2 separate regions of the Homo sapiens genome follow, and region 1 is linked to region 2. Evidence: chromatin loops called from intact Hi-C (ENCODE). Cell type or tissue: A673. All regions are shown on one strand. Each heading gives the region's core, and the rest is flanking DNA. Links, peaks and the distances in the headings are about the cores only. Region 1 has its middle 75 kb from the start of DCD. Region 2 has its middle 8.3 kb from the start of PPP1R1A.

What was found. Peaks named below come from ENCODE experiments on the same cell type or tissue, not always from the same donor. Only the 100,000 strongest peaks of a DNase experiment are listed, where the experiment ranks them.
Region 1: it touches region 2 in a loop (2.3-fold over the local background); 1 of 110 quality-filtered maps calls a loop at or near these places.

Annotation. Positions count from the first base shown.
Region 1 is chr12:54,722,216-54,725,130 of GRCh38, reverse strand. No RefSeq gene overlaps it. Among named protein-coding and RNA genes, the nearest start is that of DCD, 75 kb to the right of the region's middle. In A673, for the core only: CTCF peaks have their summits at 1,092 and 1,296 (motif pointing left); a DNase peak (open chromatin) is centred at 1,300.
Region 2 is chr12:54,595,518-54,598,432 of GRCh38, reverse strand. No RefSeq gene overlaps it. Among named protein-coding and RNA genes, the nearest start is that of PPP1R1A, 8.3 kb to the right of the region's middle. In A673, for the core only: a CTCF peak has its summit at 1,803 (motif pointing left); a DNase peak (open chromatin) is centred at 1,782; H3K27ac peaks cover 1,296 bases.

The DNA of each region.
Region 1 (2,915 bases), core at 133-2,632, 130 kb before region 2:
TGGAGACATTAGGGGTGTAATTGTTTTAGGGGTTATTACAGAAGTTTGCTGTGGGGTTAAGACTGGATTTTGAGGAGGGGGATTTTGACCAGGGGCCCAGATGATCAAAGAATCTTCTCGGGGGGTCTGGGACATGTAGTTGAGGATAAAGAAGAGTATAAGTTGTAGGGAAATTTAAATTGGGGGCAGATTTTAACTTTTGTTCTAGATTAGATTTCTGTTTTTTAATCTTGTCAGGAGAGTTCTTAAAGCAAGCCACAACACTAGTGCATGTCTTTCTTTCAATTTGATCTTCTCATAAATACAAATAAGGCAAATGCTTAGAATGAGAGCTCTTTAAAATTTTCCTTAAATTTAAGCCTTTCTCATTCAAAAGATCCTCTGCTGGCCACTTATAATTAGAATTTTCAATGGTTTATTTATTCCAATAATGACTTAATCCAATAAGCCTCTTCATAGTAAGCCAAGGTGGTAATTTCCCAGGTTGAGAATAGGTTGTCACTGTATAAGCAAGATGTGTTTCTGGAGAGGGCACAGAAGAGGCAGTCCCCATAATGCCCAAAAATTCACTCTCAGAAATAGGCTGAAAGTAACAAAAGACAACAAAAGTCCCATAAAAATGGGACCTTTTATGGCAAATCTCCCCTAAAAGCTTGGCACATTTGGTATAAATAATGTGCTGCTTAAAATCGTACATGTCTCAGACTCCCAGTCTTTTCAGATTGGTCACCTAACATGAACCCAAAAATTCATACCCTCCTGATGGCAGAGACTAAGAGAGTACCCACACTTAGTCACAAAGACAAGCTCCCAAGGTTATAAACCAAAAAAAAAAAAATCCAGTTTTTGTTTCAGGGACTAAAAGCAGTTTATCTTTACAGATGCTCATCTAGTCAGCTCAGCAAAAAACTAACCAGTCTGCAGGGCCAGCCTGAACAGTGGGCTTATAGGGGATCTAGGCTCATGTTCTACCCTGTGGTACCCCTCTTTATAAAAGAATAACACAGAAAGACAAAGGAAAATGGAACAACAACAACAAAAGGCTATTTCTGAGAGAAAAAGAGTGCAAACTGTCAAAGGCATTTGAACCACAGTGCCTCCATCTTGAATAGGGACGGGGTAAAATAAGGCTGAGACATACTGGGCTGCATTGCCAGGAGGTTAAGGCATTCTTAGTCACAGGATGAGATGGGAGGTCGGCACATGATACAGGTCATAAAGACCTTGCTGATACAACAGGTTGCAGTAAAGAAGCCAGCCAAAACCTCCCAAAACCAAGATGGCAATGACAGTGACCTCTGCTGGTCCTCATTGCTCATTACACACTAATTATAATGCATTAGCATGCTAAGGCACACTCCCAACAGCACTGTGACAGTTTACAAATGTCATGGCAATGTCAGGAAGTTACCCTAAATGTTCTAAAAAAAAAAAAAAAAAAAAAAGGGAGGAACCCTCAGTTCTAGGAATTGCCCACCCCTCTCCCGGAAAACTCATGAATAATCCATACCTTCTTTAGCATATAATCAAGAAATAACCATAAAAATGGGCTGCTCTGCATATAGAGTAGCCATTCTCTTATTCCTTTACTTTCTTAGTAAACTTGCTTTCGTTTACGCTATGGACTTGCCCCAGATTCTTTCTTGCACAAGATCCAAGAACCCTCTTTTGGGGTCTGGATTGGGACCCCTTTCCAGTAATAAAACAATATAAATATTCACACCCCAAATTAAATACACCAGAGTTGCTAAAACCCAACTAGTCCCATATAAAACGTTTTCTCTCACTAATCTTAAATTTGGAAAGGAAAAGAGAGAGAGTGATTTTTTTTTTTTTTTTTTTACCATTCACTCGACCAGAGAGTTCATGGAAAGAAAGAAACTGGGAGGCTGACCAGTAAGGAATTCTTACCATTTCTTTGCCAACTTTGTTGGGTCCTGGATTCCCTTCACTATGGTCTCCAGAAGTGCACAATGGCTTTGATGATTCTGCCAACTATGCCAAAACCGTAGGGGCCATGGGGAAGCTTCCCCCTTGCCCTAGAAATGTTCACAGAAAAAAAAATCAGCAAACCCTTTTCAGTGAAAAAATCAGTGAACCATTATTGACTATGCCAAAACTGTAGAGGCCATGGAGAAGCTTCCCCCTTGCCCTAGAAAGGTTCACTGAAAAAAAAAAAATCAGCAAATTCTTTTCAATGAAAAAATTAGCGAACCATTATTGCCTCACAATAAGGCTGACTAATAAGAGAAAAGGCGTACAAATTTATTTAACCGTGTGCATGGGGAGAATCACAGAGATTACCCAATTTCCCAGTGGGGCCCAAACACTTATATAATCTTCTTTCAGAGGGGAGGGGGAAGATAGGGAATATAGTAACTGTGGAGAGACAGTAAATGATTACCAAAGGAAAAAGAATGGGTACTTGGGAGAATGAATGAAAGGGGGAACAGAGATGGACTTTCAAATGGTTCTCTTTGGAAGTTGAACGAACTGAGAGACAGGAATTATTTTGCAAAATGGTTGGGCCAGGTCTGGTTACATTCTTTCCTTTCCTGAAATATTAATAGATAATGAGATAACAATGAAGGAAAGGAAAAGCAATTGTTCTTGATGGATCCATCTGATCTTTATGGAGATAGGAGAAAAGTCTCTTCTAGGGCCCATTGATTCCTAAAGGTTTTTAATTCAAAATATGCATTATACTGGGGTGCTCCTTCATTTGATTTCAGAGCGATTTCAGGGTTTCACACAGCTATAGCAAAGTTGGCTATAGAAATATTTATAAACTGTAAAGGTATTAAGCAAACTCACACAATTGTAACATCATGTTTGGTTCATGCTCTTCAGTTGTTTATTCAGAAAGTAGTAAAGCATAGTGTAATTAACAAAATTACTGTCTGGAAACAGAAAAA
Region 2 (2,915 bases), core at 310-2,809:
TGAGGAAGCCTGAAGTGAAGAAGCCTGAAGTAAAGAAGCCTGAAGCTATAGCGCAGAAAGGCCTTCTCAACACATGTTCAGGTAGGGGGACTCCAAAATGGGGACTTTCTTTTATAGGGGGTGGGAAAGGGTCTTATCAAAAAAACAATGTCCCCCTTCACTCCCAAACTTCCTACACAGAATATGGAGTTCCTTCACAGGGGGGTAGGAAGAGGGTCAGGACAGCCTCCATAGAGCCCTCCGCAAGTCCTCCCTTACCCAAGGAGACAGAACAGTTGAGGCCTCAGATTATAAGGCTCTAGATTAGCAAAGCACTTATTCTTTCTCCTGTTAGCTCCTTCTCTCCTGTCCCAGGGGCCCTTTTCCTTCAAGTGGAATCACAGAATCTTTCACTTATAGACTGATGCATAATTTCAGAACAACCCAGGATTCTGAAGCATTGATTTGGAAAGAGCCCCCAGACAGTTTTTGCCTGGATCCCTCCATCAGCAGAGAACTCCTTCTGCATAAGGTAGCTTCCTCCAGGCCCTGGTGGCTTAGATGGGGCCTTCTGCCTCCCTGCCAGTCAAACTTGTCTCCCTCTAACTTGTTCAGCCTGGTGGAGCAGCACAGGTACGTGGGTTCTTATTTCCACATGACAACCCTTAAAACATCTAAAGACAATCATTTTAATAATAAATAATACCATTTAATGAGAACTAACAAGGAAGTGTGCTAAGAGTTTTGTGTATATTATCCCATTCAATACTTGAAACATCTCTAAGATGTAGGAATTATTATTATTCCTATTTCTTCGATAAGGAAATAAGATCAGAGAAGTAAAGCAACCAGCCCAAGGTCACTGGAGTATTGGAAGAATCAGGATTTGTTCCAAGGCCGGACTGACTCCATCCAAAGCCCATGCTCTCACTCCCTCTATTATGCCAAGCTCACCCACCCGGCTACACAACATCGAATCTTCTTTTCTCCCAGCTAAACAACATCGAATCCTTCAAGTGTTGCTTCTCTGAAGAGTTCAAGACTCCCATCCCCCTCCATTTCTTCCAATAACCTCTAAGTTCAATAGAATCCTTGCAGCCCCAGAGCCTCAGACCCTCTTTCTGGAAACTGGGAGAGGAAAAGGAAGCTCTTCTTCTGCTAAGGTGTCTCCCCAAGGGTCCCCCAAGACCCCAGTCTCCCCTTAGTCTCCAAACACTGCCGTAGCCACCACTCTTTGCTACCCTCTCTCCGCCTCCCTTGCTAATTTCACCTCCCTTGTCCACCAGAATTCTGTCAATCTGCTTCCCCCTTATTCTCACATTATTCTTCCTGTAAGTCCTACTCAACTTTAAATTAAAAAAAAAAAAAGCCTAACTCCAATTCGCCCTCCTCTGCAAGCCTTCTCTGGTTCCTTCAGGCTGCCCCTTCCTCAATGCTCCCAAAGTCCTTATTTCTGCCTCTACAACAGCAGTTACTATTTTGCAGCTCTCAGTGTCTGTTCACAAGTCTCCCTCACCAGCTTGGCTTCTCCAGGGCAGAGAGTATGGCTTTGATCTCTGCACTCATTGCAACACAGGTGCTTAGTACACGGCTGTTAGCATCCAATGCAGACTGATTCATTTTTGATACTTCAAAAAGGAAGAATGGTGGTTAGACTGCAGAGAGCCAGGAAGTGGGGCTAATGCCAGGGAACTGATTGAGATGCCATGAGAGCTGAGCCCCAGCACCTGGGGGACATGTGGCGTCTGGAGATTGAATGAAATAATCTAGCACCAATGAGTCCAAGGAGGGAAGCAGGGTTTTAAGCAGGATCTGCTGCCCTCTGCTGGCCATTCCACCTCTGGGATGGAATGTTTGTTTTGTGTCCAGCTTTCCCTGACAAAGAGAAGCGAAGTTGCTAGTATAGACTTAGAGCCTGACACCCCTCCCTCCTGGCACAGTCTTAAACCCAGTTCCTTTTGTAAAAGGATATAAAAGTATAATTTCCAGGCACCAAGATACAACAAAGGAAATTTCAAACCGAGGCACCAAATCATCATGTGAAAAATTTTAAAAACTAGTTTCTGACCCCCTCAGCCAGATCAAGAATATAAAAGAGGGTCATAGTATGGAGGAGAGGGAGGATTCTGCGAGGAAGAAATGTATGGAGAAAACTGCTGTTAGCCCCATCCCCTCCCTCCCAAGGAAGGAGAGAGGCGCCTACTCCCTTACAGCAAACCCAGTGAGATGCCTGCACGGGTTACCCGAAGAGCTGAGAATGTGGCCCCCAGCATTGGGAACAGAGTGTTCTGGAGTCTGGGTACTTCCCAGAAGTTTAGAAGGAGAGAGAGGACTGGGGACATGTGAGCATTCCAGCAGAGCTGCTACTGAGACACCCTGCACCACAGGGTTTGCCTAATCAGGGCAGAACCAGCTACGGGCCCCTGAGAAGGAGACAGGTGCATTCCCCTGGGTCCATCTTGGATCCTGTGCAATAGGGCTACCTCAATGAACAAAAGGACCCCAGCAGCTGAGGAAGGAGTCTCAACTCCTGGGACACAGGTGAGGTGAACCCTGAAGACCCAGGAAAACGCCTGTCAGAGAATAATCACCAGAGAACACAGAGAAAGAGCCTGAGGGTGGTATCAGCTGATGGAGGAGGCTGAGTACCAACTGATGGAGGAGGCTGAGTACCAACTGATCTCAAAACTGATCTACCCCTGCCAGTCGGCTCTGCACCACCCCACCCCTCACCAACACACCTCACTCTGAAACAGCTTCTAGTGAGGGCGGGGGAAAGGCCGGGCTAGGGGCAGAGCAGGAGGGAGAGCAGGACAGAGAAGTGGAGCAGAGCCAGCCACTCACTCCCTGCTTTCCCACACAAGCTTCTGACTGAAGCAGGGCCCAGCAGCCTGGAGAAGTGACACTAAATGGTTTCAGGTTTTGATTCATATATT